2 separate regions of the Homo sapiens genome follow, and region 2 is linked to region 1. The links are chromatin contacts, found by Hi-C or POLR2A ChIA-PET in ENCODE. All regions are on one chromosome and are shown on one strand. The core of a region is the stretch at or near the end of the contact, and the rest is flanking DNA. Distances in the headings are between cores, read along the strand shown.

The links. A loop is a pair of places that touch in the nucleus more often than their neighbours do. ChIA-PET counts read pairs that join two places held with the same protein, here RNA polymerase II (POLR2A). Pooled maps may share reads with other maps.
Region 2: a loop to region 1 is called in a map of natural killer cell, with 12 times the contacts of the local background. The contact joins the enhancer-like site here to the promoter of ERBIN in region 1. A Hi-C loop is called at or near these places in 1 of 168 maps with a recorded cell type or tissue (natural killer cell) and 6 of 50 pooled maps. POLR2A ChIA-PET finds 5 or more read pairs at or near these places in 1 of 52 experiments (activated naive CD8-positive, alpha-beta T cell).

Annotation. Positions count from the first base shown.
Region 1 is chr5:65,924,389-65,929,578 of GRCh38, reverse strand. ERBIN (erbb2 interacting protein) reads right to left here and starts at 3,004. Exons shown (of 26, transcript NM_001253697.2): 1 at 2,773-3,004. RefSeq lists enhancers at 2,851-3,070, 3,031-3,655, 4,561-4,780, 4,280-4,904 and a silencer at 3,151-4,240.
Region 2 is chr5:67,163,420-67,167,958 of GRCh38, reverse strand. MAST4 (microtubule associated serine/threonine kinase family member 4) reads right to left here. Exons shown (of 29, transcript NM_001164664.2): 29 at 1-4,539. The coding sequence ends at 908. Among named protein-coding and RNA genes, the nearest start is that of CD180, 31 kb to the left of the region's middle. RefSeq lists an enhancer at 653-1,158 and a silencer at 1,599-1,648. Within about 2 kb of position 1,863, at least 35 of the 41 ENCODE cell types and tissues checked have a DNase peak (open chromatin) inside an H3K27ac peak, as active enhancers do; they include natural killer cell, where a contact is called at or near this core.

The DNA of each region.
Region 1 (5,190 bases), core at 1,755-4,254:
AAACGGAAGCAAGCATGTAACAAATTCAAGAAATGAATGAGCAAGGCAAAGAGTCAAAATGCAAGCAGCCAAGTAGGGTATGTAAGGAGAATCTGGATAAGCAGCAATTACGAAAAATAAAAAAGAAACTGCTACCCAGCATCACTAAAATTCTGCATAATCCCAAATACTCTGTAAGTACTGCCATAATCTATTTCCAAAACAAAAGCAGCTTAAAGTCTAAATCGTATTATCCGTAAGCAATTATTTCAAATAAGTAATTTTGAAATATACACCTATTTTCTGAAACTTTTAACTATTTCTTAAAGGGTATTATTTACTACTAATAGTGCAATACCAACAATGTGTAAAATAATCGATTTTTGAGATTTGCCAATGATATATGTTAATGTATCTATAGTTATCACTTCATTAAGAAACAGCATACAATAAAAATTTGGTTTCCATGTTTGTACCTCTGTAAGCTTTTTATACATAAAGTTTACAATAGTTTGATCTCAAATGGCAAGGAGACCTCGTAACAGTACTACTTGAATCAGTTGAAGTCCTGAAAATTCATGATTACCTTCAATAAACAGAGCCTTTAAGTGTGTATTTTGTGCAATATAGACTTTGGAAGTACTCTCTATTTGCCAATTTAATCTTTGAAAATCCACACCATACTAGAAGAATATCCAAATTTTGAAGCCATTTAAAAATATTTTAACGGATGACTCCTCTATTAACCTCTTTTCAAACCTTTGTCACAGTTTAAACAAAGCTTCGAAAATACTTATAGTTTCACAATAGTATAAAACCTAAAATTTAAGTTAATTCGGTGATAAACTAACAGAATTCCAAGAAAACTACGAAGTAAATTATGCCTTGTTGAGGAGAAAAAAAAGAAACACAAAGGTGAACACCTCACTTCATAAAACGTGTTGTCTGCATCGAAACATACTACTCTTCTCCTGAGAAAAAAAATCAAGAACTAAATCTAAAAATAGAGGCTTAAATAGTCATTTTCAAGTGCTACAATACTTTTTTTATACAAAATTTACTAATAAATAACCATCTTCATAAAGCGATAATTCTCTGTAAGGGACTTGCTCTATTAAGGTTTTGTTGCTTTTGAAGCCAAGTATAAGCCATATAAGGAAACTGAAGTTCAATGCCATTTATTTTGTTCACCTCTTTCAGATGCCCAAGAATAACCTCTTTTGCAGCCTAATGATACGTTCCAAAATCATAAAGTAGATGAGTTATGCACTTTAAATTCTTTGATAAAGCTAGTTTGACTTAACAAGAATTATTCCATGGTTCACAAATCTTACCAACAATGAAAAAAAAAAAGAATCTCCTGAGACCATGCCCCGGGGAGGAAAAAAAAAATCAAAACTACAGTAATAAATAAAGGACTGCCTTTGGAGATGTACTTAATGAAGCTGAAGTAGCAAAGAACAAATTGTGAAATAATTTGATCCTGATCTTTAAAACTTATTTTTTCTCTTTGAACTAAAGAAAATCAACTCTCTCCTCGGGTTTCCGGTCATTACGTGAGACAGCATAGGCAATCTAAACATCAATATATATTTAGGATATACCTACCAACAGGATTACCAAATTTATTCAATATATATTCAAAAGTACAGTATTGTATTTCACCTCCCTGTACCGCAAAAATACCGGGAAAAAAAGTAAACAGAAAAAGACTAAAACACCACTGAAAAAAACTTTGGGTTTACTGCTATCAAAACTAGTCCCCATTGGTTCAGAAGTGTTCATAGCTCTGACTGGTGGAATGTCTGCCATGCTTCATGAATCCTGCCCCCACAGATGTAGGCAGAACCTATCACTATTTATGCAGAACCGACCAAAAACATTTGGGACAACACAAAAATGTAAAGACCATACTACTCGAAAAGCACAGCTTTTTATCACAATCACTGTGATTCCCTTGAAAATCGTTTTAAGCGTTTTACTTCCCCTCCCATCGTCTGTTCTGAACTGTACAGAAGTCCTATTAAACGTCTTACAGGTTGTTAATGTTGTTTAATTATCTCTCCCTATTCTTAGTCCTTACTCCTTTTTTCTTCGTAATGGATCAGTTACAAGAAAAGCCTAGTCGATCCTTGCTTTCAATTAATTAAACAAGTTATACGGCGCTAAACGTCTGAAAAACACACACTACACACAACTAAAGAAATATATTACTCACCCTGAAAAACAACTAAGAATGGCAAGATTTTTTGGTTTCTAAAATCTAACTAAATATACTGATCAGGGTTGGAAATAAAAAAATAAAAATAAATACCTCTATATACAATTAACGCAAGCGCCAATATAATCGGTATGAGTATAAACAAACGCGGCAGCCATCTCAATAACAGCAAATCACTCACTGCAGCGACCAAACTTTCTTCCCAAACAGAAGGTGCCTGGCTGAGCAACTTAATATACACTCTATACGTTCCAGAAAGCCAAAACTTCTGGCCCCTGTGCTGAACAAAGGCAATCGTTCTTCGGATTACTAAAAACTTTTCGTCCCACCGCATTCTTACAACCTCTTCCAAAAAATTCAAAGTCCAGATGGTGGGGGGGGCAGGGGGGAGAAGGGACGCGGTGGGGTGCAGTTCGATTATTTAGCCCCTCAATTATTAACCGCTTCGATATGAGAAAAGGAGGGTTTAGGGCAACTTGGAGAAGAGTGAAAAACACTAAAGAATCATCTCTTTTCCGAGTCACAAAGTCCCATGAACTTTGTGACTCAGAGACACTTTTCGTGAAAATTACCTTTCGGCGGGACACCGTCTCAGGGCAGCTTTTTCAAGGCTTCGCTTGACATGATTTCCTTCCCTTCATCAGTCACTTTGGATCCAGCTGAATATCTCTCTCGGGTGAGAGCGGATGTGGACTGGCCTCCCACAGAAGAAGAGTAGGTGGCTTTGGTGGGGGTTGGGGTGCGGGCTGGCTTCCTGGTCTCGAGTTTTGCAGGAGTTTCCCAGCCCCAACGAGGATCTCCGCCGAAAAAAAAAAAAACAAAACTTTTCACTCGTGACACCGCCCGGAATTGCAGTGCGAAACTCACTTCCTGCCTTGGCGAGAAGCAGGATCCAGCTCCGTCCAGGGGAACCCGGAAAACCAGCTCCGCGCGCACCGGAGAGGGGGAGGGGAGGGGACGGCCGCCGGGAGCCTCGGGTTCCGGGCAACCGGCGCGCCCGGCACACCGGACGGCAGCAGCACCCGGCCGGCGGGGGCGAGGACGCTGCCCGGGCGCTCGGCGAGCCTCGGCCGCGCTAGGCCGCCACCGCTTCCTCTCCGTTGCCCCCAGAGCCGGGCGGCAGGGTTATTGTCTCGATAGCGCTTGCCGCGCCCTTCGTCCGCGACGCCGCTGCCGCCGCCACCCGGAGCCGGAGCCGAGGAGTCGGGCAGGCTCAATAGCGGCCCCCTCCCCGGGCCGTCCGTCGGGCCGTCCGTCCTTCCGTCCGTCCCTCCCCGCTTTCCCTACTCGCCCTCGAACCCTCTTCTCCTCCCTCTCCCGTTTTCCCGCCACCGTCCCTCCGCTGCCCTGCTTGTTCTCCTTCGCCAGCGGCGGTGGCTCCCCGAGACGCGCAGGGGGCGGGAGCAGGAGGCAGCTCCGTCTCCTCACGAGCTTGCGGGGCCGCGGCAGGGGCCGAGACTGCGTCCCGCGCCGCCGCGCCACATTCACTCGAGCGAGAGACGGCGAGGGGAGGGAGGACGGAGGGAGCGGAGAGAAAGGAGGAGGAATGGGGCAGGGGCGGAGGGGAGTTACTGCCTCACAGGCCGCGGCGGCAACAGCGCCACCGCCCCGGCCGCGACGGGTGAAGAGGCTGCGCGCCGCGACTCTGCGGCGGGGGCGGGGGCGGGGCGGCCTCCCGCCGGCTTCGCCCCAACCGCCAACAGCCGGGCAGGAGGCCTGCGCGGGCCAGTCAGCGCGCGGGGGCGGTGCGGGCCGACGTCGGCGGCTGGGGGCAGCGGGCCGGGGGCCGGGGGAGGGGCAGCCGGCGGCCGTGGGTTCGCGTGCAAGGCGCGCCGTGAGGCCCACTCTGGCCCAGGCCCCTCGAGGCCTGCCCGCTGCTCCCTGCCCGCTCCCCGACCCCGCACTCCCGGACTCCCGAGCCCCCCAGGGTGGGGAACGCTGGCAACGCCGACCCTGCTGTCTGCTCGCGGCCCAGCGCCCAGCCAGAGAGATAGAGAGCCCACAGGCCTCCGCCGCGCCGGCCGATGGAGTTTCTTTGTACGACAGTAATCGGTGCACAGGGGTTGTTGGAGTCCAGCCCTGATTTGAAGGCAGCAGGTATCTCTTGCAGCTGCAGCACTCCAACTTCCTCTAATGGCACGGTCAGGTCGCAGGAAACCACAGCGGCAGCGCGGTGCAGCTTCCCACGCCCGCCCTTCGAGCTTGTTCCCCAGCGGCGCAGCTCAGCCTCCTCCAAGTCTCAGCCTCATACCGGCGGGGAGACAAAGCTGGCGCTGGGAGTGGGAAAAGGGCCCGCGAAATGGCCTCAAGATCGTGCCTTTGTTAGAAGAAACATGGGTACGCTCCGATGCGACGCAGGCTTCCAACCCCAGCGGTTCGGTGGTGGTGCAGTCGTTGAATTGCGCTGGCCCTAATAATTCAGCCTGGCAGGGTTCGCGTTTATTGCGGAGAGAGACTCTTAAGCATTCTGTCAACACATATGGCAAATAGAAAGCCTCAACCATAACATTGCACAGTTTTTGCAGTTCTTGCTTTAAATATGTTCACAGAAAAGACGGCCTTGTTTTACCCAGAGAAGGAGCGTAATGCGGAGCGAACCATTCGTCACCCCCATTCTCTGCTGCACTTAACTGTGTACAGTGATGATAATTAGCCTCTGGGTCCCTGAAGTCCCTGGTTCAGTTCTTCCGTCTGTATTCTAGAGATAATTATTTATTACCAAGTTTGAATAAAGAGCTATATCCCCTACAGACCTTTTTTTTTTTTTTTTTTTTGGCTTGCCAATGGAAAGAGTTCATAAATTCCACCAAGTAATCATTTACCAAAATGAGTTGTACATTAGTTGCAAACACTTGAAATAACGCCGAAGATATTCAAGTCATTTTATTCAGGTTGGGAGCATTTTTAACTACTTGAAGAACTGCTGGAATTAATACAGATGTTAGGTTATTTAGCATACAGCAGAAGTTGAAGATTTACAGGTAGTACTG
Region 2 (4,539 bases), core at 614-3,113, 1.2 Mb before region 1:
TTTAAGAGTTTGAAAAGAAGGAAAAGAAAGCAAACAGAAAGAAAGTTGATGTGTGTTTATAGTCCCCGCTCTACCTCAGGTGAAGGCCAGACATCCACATCCACAGAAAGGAACAACTGGCCTTTTAGACAGTTGGACCAGGGATCCAGTGTCCATTGGGATGGCCGTGTAATGAAAATGGCTAGCTCCACTTGTCCTGGCCATTCCTAATGGAGGAGGATTCCAAATGCAGTACTTAGAGTAGTTCTTGCTTTAGATCTGGAAATATAGGTAGCCAGATACAGTACTATCAGAAACTCTGGTTAAAATACACATAAAAACTCAGAATCTACTGTGTTTAGGGCTTTCTTCCATCTTAACTTAGAATGTTTTAGCTTATAAAAATGGAACCTTGAAATAGTCTCTTAAACCACAGACCAAAACATGTAGGTGGATGTGTATATACACGAATATGGGTGTATCTCTGTTCACACACACCCAGTTTTGACCATTTTGCTTCATTACTACATTATGATAAATGGTAAAGCAAAAATCTTATTTAAAAAAAGCTGTAGTAAACGACGCAATCAGCAGCCAGGTATAGACTCTACATCCCAAACCAAACACGATGCTATATATTTACAAAGAAAATCATTTTCCTCAACAACCCTCAACTGTAAAGGTAATTTTTTTTTTTTTTTTTTTTTTTTTTTTTGTACAAACACTATCTGGTAACAGTTTTACCGGTTACAACTGGGAAGGCATCTGGAAGAAGGTCCCCTCTTTGTCTTTCTCTCTCCCCTGTCTCAATGAGGCTCCGAGCTCTGCCTGGCGGACATTCCCACACAGTGCTGGTTTTGAAAGGTAGTCAAGACACAGTCGCCCGTTCAGGACGGGTCTCCACAGTCCTGCCCCTGGGCCCTCCCCGTTACAAGGCCTTTTTGTGAGGGCTGCTACGCAAACTCTCTTTCCCCCGCCTCTGCCGTACCACAAAGTCCTTCTCATTAGAAAGAGAGATGGGGCGGTCAGTGTTTGGGGCTGGGGATGGCTTGGTCACGTCTCTGCCCACGTTCTGTTTCCTAGCTGGGGGAGGCTGGGCTGGGGCAGGGTCCTTCCCTTTGGTTTCCCCTACGGTGGCAGTCACCGAGAGAGCCCTGTCCCGGTGGCTGGCCCCGCCCATGGTGTTTGGGTCGGGGTGGTGTGACTCCAGAGGCAGGGTGGAGACCCGGAAGGAGGGCAGGGAGTCACTCTTTGTCATGTGGGTTCGGCCCTCCCCGGCAGGCTGAGCCTTCCTATGGTCCCTGTTGCTGGGGGCTGGAAGCTCCAGCATGCCCCCGGCGGCCTTGGCAGAAGAGGTGTCGCTGCTGGCTGCAGAGGCCTCTCTAACTCCGGCCCTGGTTTCAGGGAAGCTGGAGGAGCAGCTCAGAGACTTTTCCGGGAGGGCCGTGGATCGGAAAGAACTCTGCCCAGTGGCTGAGGGGGACCGTTTCATGCCATTGGGCTTGTCTGCCTCCGTCGGTGGCTTCTGGGGACCGGGCCCTTTCCCTCTGGCCTCAGGGAAGCCCTTCCCCACCCCCGCGGCTGGCCGCTCCGCGCCTTTCAACCGGTTCTCGCTATGCACAAAGGAAAGGCCGGCCTCGAGCTTGTCGCCCTCTGCTGGAGCATAAAGTGCTTCAGTGCATTTCTTCCCTTCCGCCCTTCTGTCGGTGTTGGCGGCCGGCTGACTCGGGCTTTTGTCTGTCTGTCTGTTGTCTGTCTGTTTGCACAGGGTGGGGCAATCTTTCACAGTGGATGGTTTGGGGTGCTTTGGAGACAGGGTTTGCTTTTCACCAACAGCGGACAGTTTCTGGTCCGCTGGCTCACTAGGCCCTGGGTGTCCCGGCCTTGGCAAATGCACAGGCTTCTCCAGCACCTCCAGGGGCCGCCCACCACTGGTGGGTTGTGGCTTGGCGTCTAGAGGAGCCCTGTCAGTGTGCAGTGGGACAGAGGGCCCACCTTCTCCCTGGCCAATCCCATCGCTGGCTTTGTTCTGGGAGCCTGGGGTAGCAGGAAACACATCCGGCCCACTCTTACTGTGGCCCTTCCCCTCTCTGCTAGAGCCACCGAGGGACTGAGTGGCAGGCTCTTTGCCCTTTGTGGCCCCGACACTTGGTTTCTGAGAGGAGAGGGACCGGTCGGGGTGCTTAGTCTTTGGAGGGCCCGGGTCAGGGCCAGGCCGGGGCTTGTGGCTGCTGCTTTCACTGTGCGCAGCAACAGGCTTGGGAGGGTCCTGGGGGCTCGAGCTGGGCTCTGCAGTGCTGGGCTTGGCCCCCGGCTCTCTGCCAGAAGCGTGGCTTGGGGAACTGCAATGCTGCCTGGCAGCCGGGCTGGACAGGTCTTTGGCCGTCAGAGGGGGCGGAGGGATGCTGCTGGGATGCCTTTGTAGAGGCTGCTCCTTCCTTTCAGGTTCCTTGGCACCATCTTTCTGCAAAGATGGGAAACTGGAGAGCTTTTCACTCTTCTCACTCTCAATTCCAGGTGGCTGCAGAGACCGCCTGGCAAGAAGCGCTTCGGGCTTGGGTTCCACGCCACGCCTCACCTTGCCCAGCTCCTTCTCACAGGGAATTCCAGCTGAGTGCAGAGAGGAGTTGTCTCTGGGCGGGGGCCTCGCCTCACCTGGGCCATCTTTGTGGTTCGTTTTCCCACCCGGCGCCCATGCTTTCTCCATGGCCTGGGTCTGTGTATAGAAATCTGGGTGGGTCCTTCCCACAGAGAGGAGATTTTTGGAGTTGTCACTGGTTTTCGCAGTTTCTGGAAAGCACAGTTCCATGGAGGGCTCTCTGCATGTGTCAGCCCTCGCAGCAGAGCGCTCGCTTCTGGCTGTGGGAGGGCCTCTTTCAGACGATTCCCTCAGGCCTGGCTTCTCCCTTGAGGGGGAAGCTTCAGGTGGGAGCGGGCAGCGTGGCCTGGCCAGGTCAGGGCTGTGGAGGTTCTGCCCCAGGCAGGTCAGAAGCTTGGGGTCAGTGGTGTGGTCTTGGTGTTTAGGGGAGCTGCCCTCTCTCTGTTGGGGATTGCTTTCCATGACTGTTCCAGGGCTCCTGGCAGTAGGATGGGGACCTTTCCTGTCCCTCTTGAACTCTGGGTCAGGCAGGGAAACTGCTGGTGAATTCTGGAGACCTCGGCTGGGGGGCAGGAACCAAGGCTCCAGCAGGTAGGATTTATTCATCTTTAAGCTGGAAGGAGAAAGCTCTCTTGCACTGGTGGTATCGTTCTTTTTCCCACTGCTGCTGGGGAGAACTGGTGGCACAGAGGCCCTCACGTCACCACTTGGGCTGGGGCTCTGTGCAGACTCTGGGGAAGGCAGTTCTGTCTTGGAGGCCTGAGGTCCGGACAGGAGAGCAATGTCCAGAGTGCCCTCGATCGGCTTCAGGCATGAGACAGACCTACCTTCCAGCTTATACTCGGAGGGGCTCTTCCTAACAGGGGACTCAGGAGCAACCAAGCCAGGCTTCTCCGTTCCACTGTCCACCCGGCCTGTTAAGGCCTTGAGGGGAACAAAAGAGACGGCACTCATCTGAGCTGCATGGGTGCTGCTGACAAAAGCTCGGCTCTCAGAAGCCGGCGGGGGCTCCTGCTGCCCACCCGTGGGTCGGACTGGGTTCCCTGGCAGGCATTCGTGGGAGCCAGCTGTCATCTTGGGCTTCAGCACAGGGCAGAGGTTGTCCTCTTTGTCCTCAAGTGACATTTTCTTTCGGAGGTAATCGATGTTGGCCAGCTTGCTGTCTAACTTTTCACATCGGAGAAGCTCCTTGGCCTGGGAGGACTTCTCCGTGCCTTCCCCCTTCCCAGAGATGCCCCTGTCGAGGGAGTGGCAGAGACCATCCTGGAGGGTGCCAGGAGCGGGGGCCCGTCTGAAGTCCCCGCCACCCTGGCGGTGCTCCGCAGGCACCCGGCCATCCGACATCGCACCCTCGCTGGCGCGCACGCTGGCCTGCTTGTGAAGAGCATCCTTCAGCAGGCTGCCCAGCGGTGGCGCCTCCTGCATAGACGCTTTGTTTTCAAAAGTACTTGACCTTTCCACAGCCTTCGGATAGACTTTCTTCTCTCTCTCTTCCAGCTTAAACAGAGCAAAGTTTTCCAAATCACTCCCGGGTCCATGGGATTTCTGGTGGGATTCCTGTTTCTCTGGGAAGCCGTCTGCTTTCTTCACCACCACCTTGGCCTTCAGCTTGTCGCGGTCCAGGTCGTCCACAGACTCCTGGCGGCCCACCTTCCGGGAGACTGGGCGTTTCAGGCAGCCTTGCTCCACTGGCCGGGCGCGGCTGAGCGGCGGCACGTCGCACACGTTCTCATCCAGGCTCTGCAGCGGCGCCTCCCGCTGGGACTGCTCCCGCTGCACCTCCTCTTGGGTCACCTCCAGGCTGTGCTTGCGGGAGCACAGGTGCTTCTTGTCACTGCCGTAAGAGGGCGACAGCTTCTCCTCGGACTGCACGCGCTTGAGCAGCGGGGACCTGGGGGGCTCCGCACTCTTGGGCCTCACGATGTGTCTGACGATGGTGGGCGGGGAGTGCATCTTGCTGG